Regions from separate parts of the Mus musculus genome. Here regions 1 and 2 are each linked to region 3. Evidence: chromatin loops called from intact Hi-C (ENCODE). Cell type or tissue: heart. All regions are shown on one strand.

Region 1 (8,000 bases), 110 kb before region 3:
CCTTAAGGATCTTGAGATTCCTGGGGAATACAATTAAAGTTACCAATAAACACAGTCTTGGTGCTTAGGCAAGATGGGAAACTGCTGGTAGAAGTACCGGATTTACACTGGGTAAAAGGTAGCTAAGGCCTCAGGTGCAAGGGAAACCACTTACAAAAAGAAATACACTGGACAGCCAGCCTTGGGGATGGGGAGGAGTCAGAAGCTAGGTGACAGCCAAGTTACCACTAGATAAACTGGTAACTTATTTTGGCCTGGTTAAATAAGGTGGAGAAAAAATAGAAAAGGAATTTAGGACTTCCAAATTGTCCATCAGATAACACCACCACTTTCAAATTTCTCTTGTTCTTGGGAGAAAAAAAAAGTCCTGATTTTATTCCTAACAAGTTTTATGCATTGTGTGCTGGTATACCAGACAGAACCTAGCTTGCTGTACTTACTGCTAAAACGTGTCTTCTCCAGGGACTGTGAACACCTAGGAACAGAAACTACACTCTGTTCTGTCATCTCGAGACAAAGGCAGATAGATACCAAGAGAGATGTATTTGAGGATGAGTGAAGTGAGCTGGAGAACATGAGTGTGGAGGGGGCAAATCAAGAAGTGATACTGAGACAGGTTTGGTGGTACACACCTTTAACCTCAACAGTTGGGAGGCAGAGACTGGTGATCTCTGAGTCAAGGCTAGCCTGATGCATATGTTGAATTTCAGGTCAGTCAGAGCAACATAGTAAGACTGTGTCTCAAAAAACCAAAACCAAAACCAGCCAAACAAAAACACAAGGGATGGAGTCTATAATCCTGAACTTTAAGTAAGCCAAAACGTGATGTTCCTGCATCTTCAGGTAAGCAGAGTAGGAAAAGATCTCTTGGTGTCAGCAAATTATCTTTCGGATACTTTCACCCCCAACTTCAGGGGTTTCTTGGGTTTGTATCTTAAGCTGGTGGCATAGTTGTTGAGCTTGCGAGGTCTGGTATCTTCCCTAGTACTACTAGAACACTGATTTCTCAACACTGGGGAAGAAGGTGCAGAGGATTCTGGCGGAGAGCCCACTGTGGAATTATCACTGGCAGACAGTGTACATATAATAGGTCTAGCAGTCCTCTGGAGGCCAAGTGTTATGACTTTGCAAATTATAACACTAAGCCTTTGGTTACCACCTGTCAAATCCCTTTGGGATATGGCCGCCTAGACACCAGGATCCTTCTAGCTGCAAATCTTAAAGGAAGTTGGTTGAACTTGAACAACATATTCCTGGTTGAAATAAGACAAATTTATTTTATTTTGGTTTTTCAAGTTAGGGTTTCTCAGTGTACCAGATCCCGAACTATCCTGGACTTGCTTTGTAGACCAAGTTAGCCTAGAACTCTGCATTGGGATTAAAGGTATGCACCACCACCACCCAGTGACACAGAAGGTGTTTGTTTTTTTATTTTGAAAGACTTAGCAATCCGTTGCTTCTTATAGAACCCAGGACTACCAGCCCAGGAATGGGCCCTCCCACCCTTCATCACTAATTGAGAAAAATGCCTTACAGCTGAATCTCATGGAGGCATTTCCTCAAGGGAGGCTCCTTTCTCTGTGATAACTCCAGCTTGTGTCAAGTTGACACACAAAACTAGCCAGTACAGATAGCCTTTTTAGTACTGGTTGAACAATCTTCCCTCTTGCCTTTGATGCTAGAATCTTACGGCAGTTAGGGTTTAGAGGTTAACGATATAGTGAAAGATCGTACTTAGAAGTTCTAAGCCTCGGCCATGCTTTACCAGGCTGCTGTCAATATCACTTCAGTAATGATGCATTGGAATACTAAACGGACTCTCATTTCCCAGACATTGTTTTGACTCTAGGCTGAGGAAGGTTTACACGCTTGGGAAGATATGCAGAGAACATGAAAGAAGCAATCCTTCAAAGCAGCCATGTCAGAAGATAGAAGGACTTTTTTTTCCCCTTACAGTGTTTCTTTCTAAAACAAAGAAATCTTCCTCTGGATGCCCTTGCAATTCAGGCTTCATGTCTCACTGGCTCATTTTCTCATGCCACTGGGAAAGCAGCAAAGTCATCCTTTATAAGACTTACATTAATGGGACTTATCCTTTGCATCGTAAGGACTAGGAAGGTTAGTTATGTCTGACAAGACAGAAGCAGGTAAGGACCTTTGGGTGGGTACCTTGGCTTATGGAGAGTAGTAGAGAGCCTTCAGCCTTGGCTCCATGTGTTCTTACAGCCCATGTTTTATATTGTGTTTGTTGCTGGTGATCCAAACACAAGTCATTCTAGAAACGACTGGTGGGGGCTGTCATTTTTTAGTGGTGTGTCTTCCCTAACACAGGAAGGAGACTACAGACACATGAAGGGCTGTAGAATAACAGTGGCAGTTGGGAAGAAAGTGAGTATTCTTAAATCCCTGAATCTCATTTGGAGGCCTCAAGGCCTTACCACACGTTACTGTAGGAAGTTTGAAATGCACTGAGCATTTGGTATTTTAATGTGCTTTGTCATGGCGACTCATGTATTCGTGTAACTATTTGATACCCTGGTATTTTTGTTGGGTGGTTCATGTAGTTTACTCCTTTTTAAATTTGGTTGTTTGTCTTAATGAGCTATGAAAGCATATAAAATTCAAGAAATAAGTTCTTTGTTGGAGATAATATGTGTATATATACACATATGTGTACATATATATGTAATTTTTCCTAACCCATGTCTTGCCTTTCGTTATGAATAGGAAAAAAACGTCCCATTTTTATGTCCAATTTATTAATGTAAAGTTAAATTTACTGTCTTTCTAACTTTTCTAGTTCATGCTTTTTTTAGTCGTATTTAAAGAAAATTTGCATTGTCTGGCTGAGGTGGCTGCTGGGATGCTCAGTGCACAGTGTTCACTGCTTCCTCTGCACCTGAGACTTTGTACTGTTTTATAGATCTTCCTTCTGAGAACCATCGATGCCATCAGGCATAAGCCACAGTTTTATCCTACTTCTTGAGCCCTATCCTTGAAAACAATCCAGCCAGCCAGCCAGCAAATAGTTAATGTGCTCTTACAGGACAGCAACAAGCATTGCTCTGGTACTGAAGGTGTGGCAGTTAACAAGATACACAAAACTTTATGTCCCCAAGATTAGGCTCATTTGGAAATCAGTTACCCCAAACAGTATTTGGCCAGGGGAAAGTCTCATACAACTTTTCATCGGCAAGAATCTCCTAGACCTTTTTGCCTCCCTACTTTAAATTTTAATTCATGAGTTTTTCATGTGGGTTTACCCTAAAACAGTAAAAGCAAAAGTAGATAGGAACCCATCACAGATATTTGTTGGATTTCACTGACTCTAAGGACGCAAATCTTCCTTCAGTGTTAAAAAAGGCAGCACCTTCGAAAAGATGAATCAGTGGTTATGATCACTGGCTGTTCTTCCAGAGAACCTAAGTGCTTCCCAGCACCCAGGATGGCTCACAACTGTTTGAACAGTTCTCAGGAATCTGCCACCCTCTTCTTGCCTCCAAGACACCAGAAGTGCAGAGACCAGACACCACCACACACATTTGAAAACAAATAAAAGCATGCTGTTTGTCACCACACCATGTTTTTCTGGAAGCTAGTTGAGCTTGCATTCATTCAAAGAACTAGTTCCAGAATCAAGAGATTGGGGGTAGGATAGGTCCTTCCACAAGTCTGAGATTTAGTTCTTATGGCTTAGGTCAATATGGATTGTATATAATCAGAGCTTGAACATGACTTTTAAGATGTGCTCATTCATCTGAGGATGTGATATTTTAAAAGTGATAAGAGTATTTCTTTTCAGTCAACAGGAAGAGAGGCAGAATTGGTGTGCTAGATGTGGCTTGGAGTCACTTCCATGTATTAAATGTTTATTATGTAGTCAGCATATTTATTAAGTACCTCAAAATTGTAACTATTGTAAATATTTTTGTTACTAACATTTGGGAGGTTTTTGTTTTTTGTTTTCCTTTCAGTTTTTCTGATGAGGAAACTAAAGTCCAAAGATAAAGTGACTAATCCAAAAACCCAAAACGGGGAGGGAAGGGATCGTGAAAATAAAATCTTTCTCAATTCTCTTTTTTAAAAAAGAAATATATGTCAAAACATTACTGGTTCATTGGGACACGGGGAAAAATACTGAATCATTGCTAAGCTTGCATGAAGTATCTGGTTTCACGAAGCCAAGTATTTTTAAAAGACGGACTATTTGCCGGATAATGAGCTGGGTCTAGTCTCCCAAAGGTTCCAAGTCAGCAGAAAAGCACCAGACTGGATCGGATCGGGGAAACTGGAGGCTGACCAATTTAGCTGTAAAAGTCTCGAGTCCCAAGGAAGAGAAGGTTTAGCAGGTGTTTAAACACCGGAAGGTCGTTTAGGTTCCTCAACGTATTGGGAGACTGTTTAAACATAAACGTAATTCCATCTGGTATACATGGAACATCCCGTTTCTTGTTCATCCGTTTAAAAACTATATTGAACTTGTGGTCACCGCCTAGTGCACGTGCTCCAAGCGGGTGTGGCAGACGGAGCTGGGAGGGAGGATGCCCTTGGCTGGTCACCCGCCACTCTCAGGTAGGATGTACCTCAGGTAAGCTCCGCGGGCAGGCAGCGATGTCGCCTCAAGCAGCGGTCCTCACCCGGGAGGCTGGCACGGGGAAAGCTGGCCTCTCGCTCGGGATTGTCGCCGTCAGGCACAGCGGGTGCAGGGCGACCGCCCATCCGCGGCTCCGCCCCAGCCAGGCACCGGCTCACCCGCCCACAGATCCCCAGACCTTGTTGCTCCCGCAAGGCTCTGGCTCCAGGCGAGCTGCCGACCCGGAGGGAGAGCGGGGCGGGATCCGGAGAGCGGAAGTGACGCGAGCGGGCTTCCGGGGGCGACCGGGAAAAGCGAGCGGCTGCGGCGGCGGGGCGGCTGGCGGGTCGGGAAGCTGCACGCGTCAGCATCTGTGGGCGACGCAAGTTCCGGACCTGGTTCCAGCGTCCTCACTCAGGACTGTCGCCGCTCTTACCTCGCTGCAGGCTGTCTGTCTCTCCCGACTGTGCCTCTTGTGCCCGGAGCTTTCCGAGGGCGTCCGCTCCTCGCCTCTGTGGTGGCACCCTTCTCTCGTGAAGCACTCCCCCCAGCTCCATGAATGGAAATCGGCTCCGCAGGTGAGGCGAGCTGCGGGACAGGGCAGGTGGGGTCGTTACCCCGATGTTGTCCCCTGAGCATCCTTGTTCCTTCCACTTCAGGTGCTGTCAGCGCACATAGTGAGGGAGTTGCGGGCTTTCAGGCCCGATGCGGGTGTCCTCTCCACAGCCCAGGGACCTACACTCTTGGGGTCATTGAGTTGGCGAAACTACAAGGAGGGCTTAAGTTTGGAGTTCTGTAGGTGATGACATCCCCCTAGAGTGCTTTCCCCTGAGAATGGAGAGAAGTTTGCCCTTGCTTTTGGAATTCTTGTTGGAAATATAAAGGGCGCGCTTGTCCTTTAACCGGGTCGTGTGTCCCATGGATGCAGAACAAGTCAGGCATAACCCTTATCTACCTATTAGTGTAGTTTGAGGATACTCTGAGATAATCAATGATTACGTTTCTAATTGGTGCTCGGGCGACGTCAGATGCAAGATGGCATTGCTCCCACCCCTGGTTCTCAGTGTCTGAGTGTGTAGTTTCTGAGGAGCTCGGAGATGTCCTGTCGCTCTGGACCACTGCTTACTAGAAGGCAGAGCTTCAGGATGCTGACACTATTTCCCCTCTATTTTCTATTCCCTGCACAGGAAATCTGGAATTTAGGATTTGTCTCTTGAGGAAAAAAAAAAAAAAAAAAAAAAGAGGTCTTGAGAAAGGAAGCCGGCCTGGATAGTGCTTGTCTTTAAAAAGGAAAAAGTAGTCAGCGATTCTAAAGTAGTTGATAGAGTAACATGAAATAGGTGTTACATAACGGCCTGCTGGCCCAGCAGTCACCCTGTTCTCCAGTTTGAAAGTTCTCTCCATCCACAAGATCAGTAATATATTGTTTTCATATATTTGGGGGATTGCCTTGTTATTATGTCCTAGCAAGTCACTGAATTTCATATCTCATCTTGCCAATTTGAAAGGTCCCCAAATATAAGAGAAAAAAAAAAACCCAAAACTAAAACTAGCAACATAGAAGGCCTTCAAATCAGTTCAGGGCATAATTGTCGAAGGGATACAAAAAGGCATTTCCTTTATTATGTGGAATTTCTTTCTACTCAGTGTCTACCATTTTTTCCCTTTCTATGTTCCATTTTTTTTCTCATATTTTCTTAACAGTGAAATATGTCTAGGCTGTGAAGTTTTGGACTCTTATTATCAATATGTGTGTTTCCAGACTGTATTTTCTATGCTTTAAAAGTTTACATTCTGTCTGTACTGCTTTTACTTTATAAGATAATCTGATTATTTCCAGCTCTCTGATTTTTACATAGCTACCCTGTTGCCAAGCCTGGAAAACTAAATATGACATTTAAGGTTGTGTTAATCATCTACCTAAAACTTTTGAAGAGCTTTCCCCCAAATTGAGTATTTTCCCTATTTGGGCTTTTTATGTGAAAATATTGACATGTGTTGATTATTTGTGATATAGGGCCAACTACTCAGTTGATACAATTAGCTAAGCCTGACTCAGTAAAATGTACCTTTTCTTTTTGGGTGTTGTTTTGATAAAATATAGAGCAGTTGATGTCTTCCCATCAGGGAAGGTATAGTTAAGATTTATTAACTAGTTTGGCAATGGTGGCTCACACCTCGGTCCCAACATTCAGGAGGCAGAGATGGTTCAATCTTTGTGAGTTGGAGGCCCGCCTGATTTACATAAAGAGTTCTAGGCCAGCTGGGGCTACTTAGTGAGACCTTGTCTAAACAAACAACAAAACAACCAAATTGTTGTTCATTGAATAAAAACAAACAAAACAGTTCTACCAGCCATGCTTGGCCATCTTGAAACATAGAATTTGTTCTTCAGTGAAGTTTATGTGTGACTGGCTGTTGTTTACTATCAGGCTCAAGGTTGTTACCATCAAAATGATTCTTTTGGTTGGGTGCAGCGACCCATGGCTTTAACCTCAACACCTGGGTTTCTGTGATTTAGAGGCCAGTCTAGTCTACATAGTGAGTTCTAGGCCAGCCAAAGCTACATAGTGAGACCCTTCGGAAGGAAGGAAGGAAAGAAAGAAGGAAGGAAGGAGAAACAGAGAGAAAAAGGGAGAGAGAGTTTTTTGTGTTGTTCTTGCGATTTTTATGTAATTGTTACAGTGAATGTGAAATTGAAACATACTTAGGAAAATAGACAACTAGGTTTTAAATTCAGATTTGACATTTTTTAGCTATGTGGGCTGGAGAGATGGCTCAGCAAGTAAGAGCACTTGCTGTTTCAGCAGAGGACCCGGGTTTGGTTCCTAGCACCATGTGGTAGCTCAAAACTATAACTTCAGTCCCAGGGGATCTGATGCCCTCTCCTGACCTCCAAGGGCATCAGGCATGCATATGGTGCACATACATATGTGCTGGTAAAACATTCATACACATAAAGCAATATAATAAATTTTAAATTTGAAAAAAATAGATATAGGTGCTTTCTAACAGTCTATTAGGTTAGTACTGAAATTTTGGTTCTCAAATTCTGTTTTCCTTTTAGTGCAATAGAGGATATAAAATATAATTATTATGTAATTATTTAGTGATGGAGCATTCCTTACTAGAAATATTTATTCTTTCTTTCCTATTTGCATGAAATATTACAAGGGTTATTTGTGAAACTAGGTCTCCTTGTGTAGATTAAAGCTGTATGCCATCATACCTAGCTCTATAAGGCATTTTTCAGTTGTCCTATACAGTCCACTAATTAGTACCACCTCAATTTCAATTTAACAACAAAAAAAAGGGAATAATTCATTTTAAATAATAATTTGGCATTTATGTTTATGATTCCTTGGGGGTAAATCTTATAAAACTTTTTTGGTCTAATTACAATTGAGTTAAATAAAATATATGGGCT
Region 2 (8,000 bases), 150 kb before region 3:
GAGCATTAGGAATGCTGATAGTTCCCATGGTGTGTGTGCTGATTCTGACCTTTGCACCCTCTGCTGACACCTTTCACTTACCCCTCCTTTGCCTGGTTAATTTCTGCTCATTTCTCTCATGCCTCTAGGAAACTTACCCTGATTCTCCTAGGCTGGATTAGACTCATCTCCTTACACTTTTTACGGCACACCCATGTGTTTCTGTCATTATACTGAAGGCTTCATTGAAATTGCCATCTGTGTTGTTTTTCTGAATTGTAGAGTTAGCTCAAATCTATCCTTGTATCTTTGTTCGTCTGTATCTTTATTTGTCTAGAGTATAGAGATTTGGGGGAGGAGGAAGGCTGATGCTTAGGCTTGGCTGCAGTACCAAGCCCGGCAGTCATTACTGCTTTTAGTTTGTGTTTGCATTGAGGGTTTGGTCTCTCTCCTTTACTAGTTTGTTTTTTTTAATGGCTTCTTTTTTAAAAATTTTTTTATTTTTAATTTTTTTCTTGGATATTTTCTTTATTTACATTTCAAATATTTTTTCCCTTTTCAGGTCTCCCCTTCAAAAGTCCCCTCCCCCTGACTCTCTGAGGGTGCTTCCCGACCAACCCACTTCCATCCTCCCTCCCTGGTATTCCCCTACACTGGGGCATTGAATACTCTCAGGCCCGATGGCCTCTTCTCCCACTGATGTCCAACAAGGCCATCTTCTGCCATATATGTGGCCAGCACCATGGGTGCCGATCCCTGTGTATTCTTTGGTTGGTGGTCCAATCCCCAGGAGCTCTGTGTGTGTGTGTGTGTGTGTGTGGCACTGTTGCTCCCTCCATGGGGCTGCAAACCTCCTCAGCTCCTTCAGTCCATCCTCCATCAGGAACCCCCCCAGCCCCCCGCCCCCCCAGCTCAGTCCAATGGTTGGCTGCGAGCTTCCTCCTCTGTATTTGTCAGGCTCTGGCAGAGCCTCTCAGGAGACAGCCATATCAGGCTTCTGTCAGCAAGCACTTCCCAGCATCCACAATAACATCCGGGTTTGGTGGCTGTATCAGATCACTTGATATGGTTTCTTATCAGATGCACTTTCTAATACAGATCACAAACATCTCCCTGTTTATTTCTTGATCAAGCTGGATAGTTTATCATCATTGTTCTTAATTATAACTAGTCAATTACTACTGATTTCCTTGAATTTTCCATTTACTTTTTTTTGTTCTCATTCTATTCTCTCTCTCTCTCCTTCTGTTTCTTTCCCTGTCCCCCTCCTTCCCTTCCCCTCACCCCCCACCCCAGGTGTCTCTCACTGTGTTGCCCAGGCTAGTAGCAAACTCCTGGGCTCAACAGATTCTCATCCTCTTGCCCTCATGAGTGCTGGAGTATGGGCACGTACCACTGTGCCTGTATTCTACAATGTTTTTAATGTTTAGAAGAGGAGAGCACAGATGGGGATACAGTTTTTTGTTTTGTTTGTTTCTTTTCTTTTTTCTGTCATTCTTCCTATTTCAGTTCTAAGAAGTTGTGAGAGGAAAGGTGAGTAGACTGGTACCCACAGATGGTAGGCCTCTGTGTGTTGGCAGTGGACAATGAAAGGGTTGAATGGGGAAGAGAGTGCGCCAGTAGAGTTCCAGGGATGTATATTTAGAGCTAATGAGTGGCCAGCAAGATGCACCCACCACTGAGCTTCATGACCTGAAATTGGTAACTGTGACCTAGATTGCCCTCTGACTTCCACATATATGCTACGGTGTGAACACACAAAACAAAACATAATTTAATAATTAAAAACCAGAGACCCTGAGTGTGTCAGCCTGAAAAACAAAGTGCTCTCTGAATTTCCTTCTACCCCTTTTCTTAGCTGAGATGGGGGTGGGCATCATAATGGTGGGGGCAGTCTGTCTGCAGAAAAACTCTGACAGCTGGGCCAGAGTGTGACACCACTGTACCCTTTGGAGGTCAGTCAAAGGAGTGATCAGTTCCTTTCCTTAAAATAAACATAAGGCTGAGTCTTAACAGAAGGAGACTCAGAGGGAGACTCAGGCTTTTGGGGAATGCTTTCCTTCCCACTCACTTAACCCAGGCAAAGGTCTTAACTCAGGCCAAATGTCTTGCTATTTCTAAACGTTGTTTTTTGTTTTCTCTATGCTCTATTTAATTCAGCTAAATCCAAATTTACTAATTATCATAGGCACATATTTGCTTAACAGCGAATGAGGCAGAAATGTATCTGATATGATCCATCTTTTAGGAACTTATTGTGTGGGAGGCAGATAGTGACTGATAGCAGCTGCTCCTGTGGTCCCATCCCTTTGGGCTCTGTTCTGAAGTTTTATTAATTCTTGTAATGTTCAAAACAGCCAATGATGTAGCTACTACAGCACCACCATTTTACACAAGAGGAAAGTGAGAAACAGAAAAGCAAAATGGTTTGTCTAATGTTGCATAATTAGTGAGTGGCAGGCTAAGGATTGAAGCCAAGACAAGCCAGCTCTAGAGCTTTCTTCTTAGTCCCTGGAGAGCACTAGTCCTTAGTGTGGCCCCCAGCTTAGCCATATCTGCATCATCTGAAAAGTTATTACACACACACACACACACACACACACACACACACACACACAGAGAGAGAGAGAGAGAGAGAGAGAGAGAGAGAGAGAGAGAGGTTTGTTTGCTTGTTTGTTTGTTTGTTTGTTTGTTTGAGATAGGGTCTCACTCTGTAGTCTTGGATGTCCCAGAACTCACACTAAGTAGACCAGACTGGCCTTGAACTCACAGAGTTCTGCCTGCCTCTGCCTTATCAGTGCTGGGATAAAGGCCTGCGCTACCCCACCCACCTGAGACATACATCCTTTTACTCAGCATAAGGCCTATGACTCACTCCGAAGGCAACTCACAAGCTGAAAGGAAGCTAGGCATACTAAAATGAATGTCTTTAAGTTCATCTCACTAGTAAGGTGTGAACATCATCCATCTCCTAAACTCCTTCTCCTTTGTATAGCATCTGATGTAAGGTGAACATTGAAAATACATAGAAGCTGGGAGTGGTGGTGGCCAGCTTTCATTCCAGCACCTGGGAGGCAGAAGAAACTGAATACTGTGATTTGAAGGCTAACCTGATCTATATAACAAGTCTCAGGCCAGCCAAGAGCACATAGTGAGACCCTGTCTCAAAAAAATGTGTGTGTGTGTGTGTGTGTGCGTGCGTTTGTGTGTGTGTGTGTGTGTGTGTGTGTGTGTAAGTTACGTTTGAGCTGGGTCTCTCTGTAATTACCCCATCAGTGCAGCAGACCAAATGAGAAGGTTATGTGAGACGATCAAGGAATTAGCTGTGGTGCTTCTGGCAAGGTAAGAAAAGGGTACCCACACTAGAGACTATGAGAATGACAGGGAATGCTTTGAGAGCACTTCATAAGGTAAGCATGTCAAGACACAGTTGAATATAGCAAATAGACAAGGGAGACAGGAGCTGATATTTTTGGCATGGAGATGCAGTTCACTGAGACAGGACAAATATATGTATTTTGTAGGGGAAAAAGAAAGGGTTAGGTTTGGACTTAAGTTTGAATTGTTAGATCCAGCTGGAGCTGTCCAGCAGACAGTAGGAAATATGAAGCTGCAACATGGTAACGTATAGATATTTGGGCATTAAAAGTGGATGAAGCTGTGAAGAGGCAAGGGGAGAGTAGAATATAAAATTCAGGTCACTACAGTGAACAAAACAAGAGGAGCCACTGAAGAAAGCTCTTCAGGACAGACATTAGGAGACTTAAGAAAATGTGAAAGCCAAGGAAAGTCTTTTTTTTTTTTAATTTTTAAGAAGAGATATAGTTTCAGATGCTGCAGGGAAATAATAGGAAATTAGCCTTTGGGGTTTGACACAAAACGTCATTAAGAGATTTGGTAGGAGCAAACGTTCTGCAGACGAAAAAGTGGAGGCAGGTGCTTCCTGCAGATAGAGAGCTCTGTCAGTGTCAAAACTGTTACACCGGCCAGAATAGGCAAGGTTTCTAACACATTTGTGGTCTCAGCGCCAGGCACGCAGCCTGGAAGGGTGGGTGGCATTAATGAGATCAGCGACTAGGGACACAGAAAGACTGACTTAGCAGAGGCAGTCAAGACTTAAGGGTGAGGGTGATTGGGAGAGGTGGGAGGCAGGGCCTTTGAGTGATTGGGTGTTGGAGGGGGAGAGGGTCGGGGAATGGGTGGGAGCCAGGCTCTGTGTTGATAGCGGGGCTGTGGATAGGTTTCCAGAGATCTGTTTAGGGAAAAGACAGGGCCCCAGGCTGCAGCCGGGGAAGGGGTGTCGCCCAGCCCCTCCCCTCTTACGCCACTGCGCGGCTCCGCCACTGGAGCCCTCCCGCCAGGCTGCACGGCTACGAGTGGCCGCCAGAGGCCGCTGCACGGTCCCCGCGCCCCCGCCCCTCTCCATTGGCCTTTGTTGCCGTCGAGCGCCCCGCTTGACTCGTTCCCGTCCGCCCCATGGGCCCATCGGTCGCGCCTGCGCACTGGCAGCTACTCGGGCGCTAGCAGGGGGAGCTGCTGCAGGCTCCGCGGCGGCGGCAACGGAGGCTGCGGGGGCGACAGCGCGAGCGGCCGGGCTTCGGGGGGGAGCCGAGCCCGGCCCGGGAGCCCGAGCAGTGCAAGTGCGAGGTACCTAGGCCCCTCACGCTGGACTCCTCAGTCTCCCGGCCGCCTGTCCTCCGCACGGGTATATGGGATGGAAGCGGGACCCTCGGGAGCAGGTAAGGGCCCTCGGGGACTGGGAGCAGTGTGTATTCCAAAGCCCTATAGGCTCTCGCGGCATAGAGCATGGTTGCAGAGTGAGGAGAGGGGCTCTCAGGGGATGGGGGGCCCATTTTGAAGGGGGTTGTATGCAGTTCCGGCTGAGAACCATGTGAAGATCTGAGACCCGGGCTGTTTGTCCTAGGAAGCAGTATACTGTCCCGAGGGTGAGAAGTAACCTGGGAGAAGGGCCTGAATGCACGGTGTCCTTCCGTGAGGTCTGGGGAGGCCTATGGGGAGGCCCGGCAGGTGGCAGGGGGGCGGGCTCCAGGTGTCCTGGAGAGGAGGGGGGCGACACAGATGGGCCTGGAACTACCGCCTGTCGGGGGGCGGGGGCTCGGCCGTGCTGGGCTGGGCTAAGCTAATGTCTCTGGGGAGTAGGCGCCGGGGCTGGCCTCTGAGCTCCGCCCAGCTGGGCCTGAAGCGGGGGTGAGGGTCAGGGGGCGGTGGGTGGGGATTTAGACCAGGGATTTCCCCCCTTAGATTGGGGACTTGAGTGGTGGCGCGGGAGCATGCGCGGAGGTACCAGCCTGAAGGGCTGCCCTATGTGGTGGGGGCGTGGCTGTTGGAGTATCCCTCCTGTGCCCCTGGGTTTAGGAGGAGTGTGCAGTCTCGCAGATTCTGTTTGCGTAGTACAAATGGGAATTGCCTTCTGTCTTGGGGGAAGGGTGGGGGGCGGTCTCTGACACTTGGTCCTTAAACCCCGGAGTAGCAGTTTGTCAAAGAAAGGGTCGAGGTCAACTGCCAGAGTGCATTTTCTGCTGCATGAGGATGGACGGGGACCAAAGCCTTGCTTTATGAGCTACTTCTCTCAGAAGATAGGCCTTAGGAAAGTGTTGGTCACTGAGAAACTAGGCCCACATGTTTTTCAAGTTTCTAGACCACTCCTGAGAAGAGATGGGAGCTTTTAATCTGAAGATAGTGCCCTCCTTTTCCATGAATTGACTCTATATCACAATATAATCTCTCTATATACCTGTGCCTCCTGTTTCCTAGTGGATCTTTTCCCACGTCAGGAGCATGTCATTAGACTCAAAGCTGCCAAGCTTGTCTGCCTGATAGAAACAAGTTGTTAGGCAGACACACTGGTGGCGCACGCCTTTAATCCCAGCGCTGGGGAGGCAGAGGCAGGCAGATGAATGAATTCAAGGTCAGCCTTGTCTACAGAGCGAGTCCCAGGACAGTGTCTCCAAAAAACAAACAAACAAACAAACAAAAACAACAACAACAAAAAGAAAACCAAAGAGGGGAGAGAAGAGGGAGAGAGAGAAGAAAAAAGAAGCAAGATGTTGGGGGTGGGGCAGCATTGACCTGATAATAGCTCTAACTTACTTTTCCTATTTAGAGGATACACACACACACACACACAAGGAGGAACTGATCTGTAATGTGTACTGATTGTATTTTCCCAAACACAGATAGCCTTGTTAGGTAGAGTGTAAATCCTTATTTTCTAGGTTGGAAACTACTACCAACAAACCCGGGGACTATAGAGTAGGACCCACGTCCAGACAGACTGACGAAAGCTTATGTCCTGAATTGCTAATGGTTTTATCCTGACGAGTGTCTGATGGGTTCTGGGGTGATGAAGAAAGGGGGCTTGTTTGTTACAGGACAGAAGGAAGCTGCCAGGTGAAGGGCTGGAGAACTGGAGTCAGCTGGATCATTGGGAAAATGCTAGTGGCGTCATCAAAAGACGGAATTAAAATTCAGGCTGGGAACTCTGATGGAGGGACCCCATAGCTGTTTCCTTCTGGGGCTGGACTGCTGTTCTTTTGGAAGGTGCTGGAGTATTCTGAGAAGACTCAAAACACTGTTGCTCACGTCCAGATGTGCCTTCAGTGAACTGGTGTGTTCGGGCATGGCCTGGCCTGAGAGTGCCTTGAGGGTAGAGGTGCTGTCCGACTTATCTGTGTGACAGTGCAGCAGTTGCTTGGCGTCTGGAGGGCCTGACACAGAGAGCATGTTTATTAATTGACTCAGATCATTCAAGTGTGAGCATATGGTTAAACTCATGTGCCTATTCTGTAATTTGTGTCTATGCATGTGGGTGGTTAATGTTTGTGGACAGATATTTTTCGAGAGATCGGCCTCAGTCCTTGCTTGCCCACCACCTGATTGACCGAGGGTACACGCCCTCTGAGTAGTCGGCTGGCTTCTTTAGAAGATGTGTGAGCCCCTGAGTCGCTGGGGAGGAATCCTGAGCCTGGGCCTTGAGCTCGGTTACTTTTCCTTCTCAGTGCTTGTAGGGGATGGGGGAGGGGGAGTGTCATTTTCAGGGCCCCTCCCTTCTTGCTTTTGTCTGCAGGGAAGGGCCCCGCCCCTTTCCCCCTAGGCTGGAGCTTTGTCCTCTGTGCTGGGGCCCTCATCTGCATCACAAAGTGGCCGTCTGTCCCTGTCTGGGTCTGAGGGGAAGTGTCTTCCTTTCTCAGACTAAAAGCTGGGGGCAGGGCGAGGTTGGGGAGTAGAGACTGTACAGCTGTGCAGCTTTCCTGGGGACAGAATGGCAGAGAGGTAGTTGTTTCCTCATGCCTTCTTTCCTAGTTTGGGGATGAAGTGGAGATGTGTTCTCCGTTTTCCCTGAATCCTGGACAGGAGAGTGCTCTTGGGCTGGCACTGGTGTACTGTCCATTTCTGGGGTGGAGAGCGCCCTGAGGGGAGTGTCTGTCTCAACTCACACCCTATAATTTCTGCTTTGCCCTTGGTTCTAGAGGGATGTCTTTCTCCCAGAATTTCAACTGATTTTTTTCAGTTTAGGAGGCAAAAGGTGAATGGGATCCTAGAACTTGGGAAAGGGAAAGATCTATCCGAAAGGGGGCAAGTGCTTCTCCAATGCAGAGTTTATGATTGTTCGTTCGGGACCGTTGCGAGTGTGGTTGTGTAGTTGTGTACTCTTGTGGTGTGCCTATGGGTAGACTTGGTCATTCATTTCATATGGGTATACTAAGTACCTGTCTTTGTGCCCGGCATTAGCTTGAGCTGTGACTAGGTCAAGTATGGTCCTCTTTTTGAAACACTGAGCTGAGGATGGTGAGTGTATGTGCAACAGTAAACTTTAAAGAGCTAGGATGTGAGAGGGGTGTTTGTTAGTGGGCTTGTGCGCAGTGTCCGCTCAGCTCTTTCTGGGATAGGTGTGACTAGTTTAGTTCCTTTGCCGCTGAGTTCTTTGGGCTGGACTTGCATGCTCCTCTGTGGAAAGGGGCTGGGGCTGATTTGACAGGTGGTTAGAGGGAGTCAAGTCC
Region 3 (8,000 bases):
AAAAACAAAAAAAACTTCCTATTCACAGCTGGGTGGTGATGGCACAGGCTTTTAATCCCAGCACTTGTGAGACAGAGGCAGGTGGATCTCTGTGAGTTTGAGGCCAGCCTGGTCTATAGAGTGAGTTCCAGGACAGTCAGAGCTACACAAATTGTCTATAAACAAACAAACAACTCCTGCTTGTGTCCCATTTATGAGCTGTATATCAGAGTCTACAAAAGAGCCTGTGGTAGCTCACACCTGTAATCTCAGCACCCAGGAGGCGGAGGAAGGAGGATTTGGGTTGAGGCCAGCCTGGGTTACATAGTGGGGAATCTGGGATTTTGTTGTTTGTTTTTGTTTGTTTGTTTGTTTGTTTTAAATCTGTTCTACTTTTCCTGGGCTTAGAAACTAGCCAGCAGGATGGATCCCCCTACAAGCAAGCACCTCCCACTTCTTAGAAGGCAGCCCCACCCTCCACTTGCCTACCAAGTCCATACACCTCTATTTTTACACTTCTTTACGTTGGAAGGAATAACACACGCTGCCTGTTGGTCCCTGCTGGAATTACAACTGTGCACCAACCAGGACGCTCAGCTTTTGCTGAGGTGATGTGTCAGGCTCGGCAAGCGAGGCCCACTGGGTCCAAGGCACAGTTCACTGAGGTCAACCCTTTTTCTTTTCCAGGCTTATCTTATGTTGTCTATAAAAGGAATGCTGTTTTTTGTACGACTTCAAACAATGGTAAAATTGTTGGGCAAAACAAAATCAAAGGAATATATATATATATATATATATATATATGTTTTAGATGTGTGTCCAAGATATATTTTTTTGTTACACCACCTATTTCTGGAAGGAGACCCCGGAAAGAAAGCGAGCCTGAAAACGAAGCCTTTACTGTTCCTATGAACTATCCAGACTTTTAAAACTTGTCAGTGTAAACCGTTGATCAAAACTAAAATGTTCAGTTCCTAGATCCGCAGCTGCGCGGTTGCCTGGCTAAGCTGAGGCCCAGGTGACAGCGCAGGGGCACAGGTGACCACGCGAGGAGGGGGCGGTTGCTCGGCAACCAGAGCCGCAAACAACAGGAGTTCTCAGACCTGGGCCCTGAGGGCGTGAGGGGAAACCAGGTGAGGGGATGCGGCGAGCAGAGCAGCCGCGGCGGACCTCCTAACCCAGTTTTCAGGCCCGGGTATTGACTGAAACCCCAAAGTTGGAGCCTGTGCGCAGGAAGGATACTGTTGGACACTAAATTCTGACTCCAGCTCCTCCTACCAGGCGGCCAGCCCTCCTCCATACCAGGCGGGGCAAGGGACCCAGCCTCCCTCCCTACCCAGATAGCTGGTTAAAGCCTGGGTGTGGCGCCCAGTCCACCCTGGAAAGGAAACAAGGTTTCTTCTCCCGGATCCCCCGTGGGCCTGGCCCACAGCCTGAGAAGGGGTGATTGTTGGAAGTAGGGGTGGAAACTGGATTAAGGGGTATGTTCCCTGCCATCCCTTCAGTAAGTCACACACACACAAACACACACACACACTTTATCCTTTCCTTTACGAGCATCCTTGCATCTGCAGGCTCCAGGGCTTTGTGCCTGAAGACAGACCACTGAGGAAATACAGCTTGATTGCTAATACCTCACAGGAGGTGAGTTGGAGGGGGGCTGAGTTGGAAACCTTCCCAGCAGACTCTGCGGGAAAGGGCTTAGAGCCAAGAGGCCAAGGTTTGGGGAGAGGGGATCCAGAAAAGGCGGGTTTTCTATTCTTCTGCAGGTGGCGATCTGGAACAGGCCTAAGGGGTTCAGACCTTCGTCTCCTTAGCCATGGCGACACTAAGTTTCAAGCCCAGCGAACGCTACCGGCTCTCCGACTGGCGCACCAACAGCTACCTATTGTCCACCAATGCAGAGCGGCAGCGAGATGCTTCCCACCAAATCCGCCAGGAGGCCCGGATCCTTCGCAATGAGACAAACAATCAGGTTTGTGGACCCGCTAAGGTCCATGGGCCATGGGAGAGCCCTTAACCACAGACATTCATTTTATTTGGTTCTGTCTCTTCCAGATTGTATGGGATGAACATGACAATAGGACCCGCCTGGCTGAGAGGATCGACACTGTCAACCGGTGGAAGGAGACGCTGGACAAGTGTCTGACAGATTTAGATGCTGAGATCGATAGCTTGGCACAGGCAGGGAGCCAGGGCTGGGCATCCGCAGGCTCTGATGGCAAGGCCTATCCCTCCTACCCCATTTTCAGATCTGGACACCATTCCCTCTGCTGAGGTGAGGATGGGCGCGCTCTCCCACTGAGCATGGCCCCACCAATCCCCGTGCTCTTCCTTTCTAGGCCAAAGAATCGGCGGAGCAAAACCTGCAGGCCAAGAACCTGCCCCTGGATGTGGCCATCGAGTGCCTGACTCTGCGAGAGAGCCGGCGAGACATTGATGTGGTGAGGGACCCTGTGGAGGAAGAGCTGCTGAAAGAGGTGGAAGTCATTGAAGCCACCAAGAAGGTCCTACAGGAGAAGATCAGCCAGGCCTTCCAGCACCTCTGGTGAGGCGGGGGGGCGACCGGAGCACACTCACATGCACCCGGGGGCATCATGGGACTTGCTGGATGATACTTTCTGTCCCTCACAGCCTTCTGGCAGGAGATATTGGTCATTTAGGACTTGCTTTCCAAGGCCTACTCATTGTCAGGAACCTAGGCAGCCTTTGTTCCGCGGCTGAAAGTTCCACCATTGATCTTGGCCCCCTTATTGTAAATGTTCATGCGTGCATGTGAAGTCACATACCTGTGACTGAGGTACACTCTGAGGGACACTCATAAGGCTGTTCTGTCTTAGATGCAGCAGCACATGCATCACACACAGACACACACACACACACACAAGCATGCGCGCACACACACATACCACAAACCTTCAGTATCCCTGCAGTCCAGTGAGGCTCGCGTCCTGGTCCTTGGGAGCCATGGCTCCAGTGTCTTCTCCTTCTCCAGTCTCCTGCAGGAAATTCGGCAGCAACTCAACTCTGACCACCGGGACAAAATGGAGACACTGGAGATCGACAGGGGCTGCCTCTCTCTCAACCTCACTTCCCCAAACATCTCTCTGAAAGTCAACCCCACACGCATCCCCAAAGAGTAAGACCAGTGTTTCAGTCAGTCCTTTCTGTGTGCCTTGTGTGTCCCTGTGACCTCCATTGTTTCCTTGTGTGTCCCTAGGACCCCATTGTTTCCTTGTGTGTCCCTGTGACCCCATCGTTTCCTTGTGTGCCCCAGTGACCCCCATTGTTTGCTTGCCTCCACAGCTCCACCACACTGCAGCAGTGGGATGAATTTACTCGATTCAACAAGAACCGGGCAGAGGCCGAAATGAAAGCGTCCATAGAGTTGAGGGAAGCCATTGCCCTAGCTATTGCTCAGGTGACTAAGCCCAACTCACCTCTGTCTTTCTTTCCACACTGACCACATGTTAGCCCTTCCCTGACTTCAAACAGCAATCTCACAAGGCCATGACACCCTCTTCTGGCCTGGCTCACCCTCCTCATGCAGACCAACAATGAACTGGACGCTCAGAGGGTTGCAACAGAATTCACCTTCAGGAAGCGGCTTCGGGAAATGGAGAGTTTTTACAGTGAGCTCAAGTGGCAAGAGAAAAATGTGAGTGTCACCACCACCCCCTTACCCTCCCCCAACCCCACCACCCTGCCTTTCCCACCATGCTGTGAGGCAGGGCATAAGGAACCCTGCCCTGAAGCTTCAGTTGGGAGCCCTAGTGTGAGTCTTGCCGGTGGAGAACAGTAATGTCTGCCACAGACCTTAGAAGAGATAGCCGAGCTGCAGGGAGACATTCGGCGCCTGGAGGAGGACCTGCGTAGAAAGATGATGAACTTGAAGCTTGCACATACCCGGCTGGAGTCCAGAACCTACCGGTCCAATGTGGAGCTCTGCCGGGACCAGGTACAAGGGGCCCCGGTGGGGACCACCCCTGTCTGCTAAGGAGACCTCAGTATTACCCCTCTTCGCACGTTTCTTGTGGAACAAGCATTCTGGTCCAAGGCAGTTATGCGACCAGCTGAAGGGTCTTGCGGCTGAACTGAAAACCCCATCCTGCCCCTCTGTCTTCAGACACAGTATGGCCTCATTGATGAAGTCCACCAGTTAGAGGCAACCATCAATACCATGAAGCAGAAGCTGGCCCAAACACAGTAGGTTTAGAGAGTGGGCAGGAATAGTGGGGGGCACTGCTCAACCATGGGGCCGTAGTGCCTGCTGGTCTCTCTGGGCTTTATGCTGGTGAGATGTCCTGGCCCCTGCAGCCTGATGTAGGGCTCTGAGCTCCCGATGCTTTGCGTTACAGGAACGCTTTGGATGCCCTGTTCAAGCACCTGGCCCGGATACAGGCTGATATCGCGTGCAAGACCAACACCCTGCTCTTGGACACCAAGTGTATGGACACCCGACGCAAGCTGACGGTGCCGGCTGAGAAATTTGTGCCCCAGGTGGACACCTTCACGCGCACGACAAACCGCACACTGAGTCCACTCAAAATCTGCCAGCTGGAGCTAACCTAGGCTTTGGCGGCTGAGGGAAGACACAAGATTGGTGGGAGGGGGGAGTAGTGAGGGGACAGTAAAATAATAAAAATGGAGTTCTCAAGCCAGGCTCTTTTCTGCTACCCCATGAGAGTGGCTGACCGAGTGAGACAGTCCACTTGAGCGATGGAGTCGCCTAGACTTCATAGGGGTCGAGTCCAAAGCGACTCCAGAAGGAATACGGGTGTAAAGATACAGGTGATCGCCCGCGGGCAGCAGTGGCTTTGAGTGGGCAACATTCTTGTTCAGGTGCTTTTCAAAGGGTCCTCCGCGGGATTTTAGGGAGCTGTCGGCCGCATTTGTGGTGCCATTTACAAATGAGAAGGTAGGGAGCGCCAAAGCGAAGCGTGCGAGTACTTATGGGGCGCTGAGACTCCCAGCCGTTGAGTGGCGCTGTGGGGTAGGACGTAGGCTGAGACTCCGGGCCACAAGGGGGCGCTGTGGGGCCGCGGGGAAGAGACGACCAAAGAGGCGGCAGCATCGATGCCGGAAGTGGCGACTAGTCCGCGCGCGGATGGCGGTGGCTGCGGCGGCAGCAGCTACAGCGATGTCGGCGGCGGGGGGCGGCGGGGCAAGTGCGGCCCGCTCCATCTCGCGCTTCCGAGGTTGCCTGGCGGGCGCGCTGCTGGGAGATTGCGTGGGCGCTGTCTACGAGGCACACGATACCGTCAGCCTGGCATCAGTCCTGAGTCACGTCGAGAGCCTGGAGCCGGACCCGGGCACGCCGGGCAGCGCGCGGACAGGTGGGCGGGGCACCACCGATCGGGTCCCCACCCCTGGGCGAGGGGACCGAGACTCGGGGGCGCGCGCGCAGACTAGGCTGCCGAGGTGGAGGCTCCTGCGGCGAGCTCCCACGAAGTCACGAGGCTGAAGGCCCCTGGATCGAATCGGTTTGCTCCAGCTCTCCGTGGTTGTAGGTCTCCAGCCATGACCACATTCAGAGCGCAGGCCTCGCCTAAAACCTTGGCTAGAGCCAGTTCCCGCGTGGCCAGTTCCGTCGTGACCAGCTTTCTCAAACTGCTGGCCCGATGTGGGCGTCGGCGAGGGCTGTCCCTAGCCTGTTAAGACATGTCCCTTCCTTTCGCTTGCAAACGCAGCTTGTCCTCAGATTCCAGGTCAGATGTCAGTAGAAGACTTGGTTCTTCTTGAAGAGCATGTAACATAGTAGAAGGGGGCCGTCGTCAGAACCCCAGAGGACTCCACGAGTTAAGAGGCATTTAGAGGTAGGGGAAGGAGCGAGGAAGGACGGGGTGTGCCGAGAAGTAGGAAGGATGGTAACAAAACCAGAGGAAAGAATTTCAAGACTAGGACACTGGTGTGTTACAGAAAAGTCAGGGTAGTCTGGACCCAGAAAACCATGTCGAGTTGGTCGAGAACATGGAAAACGGGTGTTAAAGGAAGCAGAGATAAGACAAATTTTATTTCATTATGGTTTGGTAAGATGGAAAAAAAAAAGGTGTGTTTTAGGTTGAGTGGTAGTTGGGACCCTGTGGCTGCAGGAAACACATTTTAAGAGGGTCTGAGTGGAAAGAACTGACAGAGTCCAAAGGAAGTTCTGGCCTCCAGCAGTGCTAAGTCCAGGAGTTCAACTCCTAACTAGCTTGCTTGGTTCCTCTTGGCCTTGAGTTTCCCTTTGGGGGGAGCTCACTTTGGCAGTCTCCTTTTCCTACAGTATGGTCCCAGTAACACTGCAGAAGAGGTTCTCCTTGGGGCTGGAGAGATGGCTCTGCAGTTAAGAGCACTAACTGCTCTTCTAGAGGTCCTGAGTTCAAATCCCAGCAACCACATGGTGGCTCACAACCACCTGCAGTGGGATCTGATGCCCTTTTGGGGGTGTCTGAAGACAGCTACAGTGTACTTACATATAACAAATAAATAAATCTTTAAAAAAAGAGAGAGAGAACGAGAGAGATTCTCCTTTGCTCCAACTCTACGAACATTGCAACTTGAGTCTGGAGCCCAGTCCTACATAAGGGACTGGCAATAAGAGATGGATGCCTTCAAGTTGCCGTCTAACTAGGCAGGAGGTCAGTCCTCCAGCTAGGACTAAAGAAGAACGGCTCCCTCAGGAAGACCAGGGCACAGAGCAAAAGGAGGGAGGACACACAGTGCCCCCTCACTCACAGACATGTGCTGAGCATATAGAGAGAAGGGCAAAGAGCAACACCTGACCCCAGTGAGCGAGGGTGACCTTTACCTATGACCAGGCTGGCAAAGACTAGGAATGTGTTTACAGCTATGAACGTGGGACACAGGGGCCACCTGAGAAGAGGGGAAATGGAGTTTGAACAACAAGGAGGGAGTGGACTGGCTATCTGAAGGATCCGGGAGGCACTCATTAGACGAGTCCATTCTCTGTAACTGTCTTCTCTCAGTGAAGCAAAGGTCCTGTCCTAGCAGGTTAGTAGCCTCTTTGAGTGTGGCATGTTAGAAGTATCAGAGTAGGGCTGGGCGCACTCTTTTAATCCCAGCACTCGGGAGGCAGAGGCAGGTTCATTTCTGAGTTTGAGGCCAGCCTGGTCTACAGAGTGAGTTCCAGGTCAGCCAGGGCTACACAGAGAAACCCTGTCTTGAGGGGTTAAAAAAAAAAAAGTACCAGAATATGAATGTGGTGCCACACACATGTGACACCACCACCCCCACCCCCCAGCACTCCAGCACTTACAAGAAAGAGGTGGGAATATGTCAGCAAGTTTGAGGTCAGCCTGGTCTACACAGCCCTGGGCGAGATAGGACTACTGACAGTGAGACCCTCTCTGTCTCAGAAACAAAGGGGGCTGCAGAGATAATTCAGCAGTTAAGAGCATGAAGGCAGACATACCCATCCAAACACAAACTGAAAGGAGGAGGCGATTCCAGAATACCGGAAGCTAGGGGAGATGAAGATGAGGTGGGTGGGGGTAGGGAGCAGACCTAGCTGCAAGGGTTTGAGCCAAGTGCTAGGATTGATTGGTCCTGAGCCTGCAGGGGAGCCATGAGATGGAAGATGGGAAAGGATGGGAGCAAACTGGAAGAGACTTGTGTACAGATCGAATGAATTGAAAAGGAGGCAATGTCCTACTTAAGAATTTGTGGCAGCCAGGCAGTGGTGGCGCACGCCTTTAATCCCAGCACTTGGGAGGCAGAGGCAGACAGATTTCTGAGTTCGAGTTCCAGGACAGCCAGGGCTACACACAGAAACCCTGTCTCGGAAAAAAAAAGAATTTGTGGCAGTGCGTAAAGCCACACTGGAGGTGGAAAGCATATAGTCCAAGCAGGCTAAGATGCTGAGGAGGGAGGGAGGAAGGGAGTGGAAAGTTTCCCTTCAGAAATCAGGGCTGGAGAGATGGCTCTGAGGTTAAGAACACTGACTGCTCTTCCAAAGGTCCTGAGTTCAAATCCCAGCAACCACATGGTGGCTCACAACCATCCGTAATGAGATCTGATGC

Evidence for each region. Peaks named below come from ENCODE experiments on the same cell type or tissue, not always from the same donor. Only the 100,000 strongest peaks of a DNase experiment are listed, where the experiment ranks them.
Region 1: a loop joins it to region 3, with 2.2 times the contacts of the local background. A loop is called at or near these places in 5 of 42 quality-filtered maps.
Region 2: it touches region 3 in a loop (2.6-fold over the local background); 2 of 42 quality-filtered maps call a loop at or near these places.

The regions. Positions count from the first base shown.
Region 1 is chr4:126,426,419-126,434,418 of GRCm38, reverse strand. Ago3 (argonaute RISC catalytic subunit 3) reads left to right here and starts at 4,877. Exons shown (of 19, transcript NM_153402.2): 1 at 4,877-5,151. The coding sequence starts at 5,133. In heart, no CTCF peak of the experiment used is centred here; a DNase peak (open chromatin) is centred at 4,808; H3K4me3 peaks cover 2,194 bases; H3K27ac peaks cover 1,625 bases.
Region 2 is chr4:126,465,115-126,473,114 of GRCm38, reverse strand. Ago1 (argonaute RISC catalytic subunit 1) reads left to right here and starts at 4,532. Exons shown (of 19, transcript NM_153403.3): 1 at 4,532-4,718. The coding sequence starts at 4,694. In heart, no CTCF peak of the experiment used is centred here; DNase peaks (open chromatin) are centred at 4,424 and 5,194; H3K4me3 peaks cover 2,919 bases; H3K27ac peaks cover 2,572 bases.
Region 3 is chr4:126,318,757-126,326,756 of GRCm38, reverse strand. Adprhl2 (ADP-ribosylhydrolase like 2) reads left to right here and starts at 5,054. Exons shown (of 6, transcript NM_133883.2): 1 at 5,054-5,315. The coding sequence starts at 5,087. Tekt2 (tektin 2) reads left to right here and starts at 1,069. Exons shown (of 11, transcript NM_001357262.1): 1 at 1,069-1,112; 2 at 1,554-1,623; 3 at 1,749-1,954; 4 at 2,038-2,163; 5 at 2,322-2,527; 6 at 2,975-3,118; 7 at 3,286-3,400; 8 at 3,530-3,637; 9 at 3,794-3,937; 10 at 4,106-4,185; 11 at 4,338-4,636. The coding sequence starts at 1,799. The coding sequence ends at 4,551. In heart, a CTCF peak has its summit at 4,980 (motif pointing right); DNase peaks (open chromatin) are centred at 3,906, 4,446 and 5,006; H3K4me3 peaks cover 3,015 bases; H3K27ac peaks cover 1,313 bases; H3K27me3 peaks cover 4,157 bases.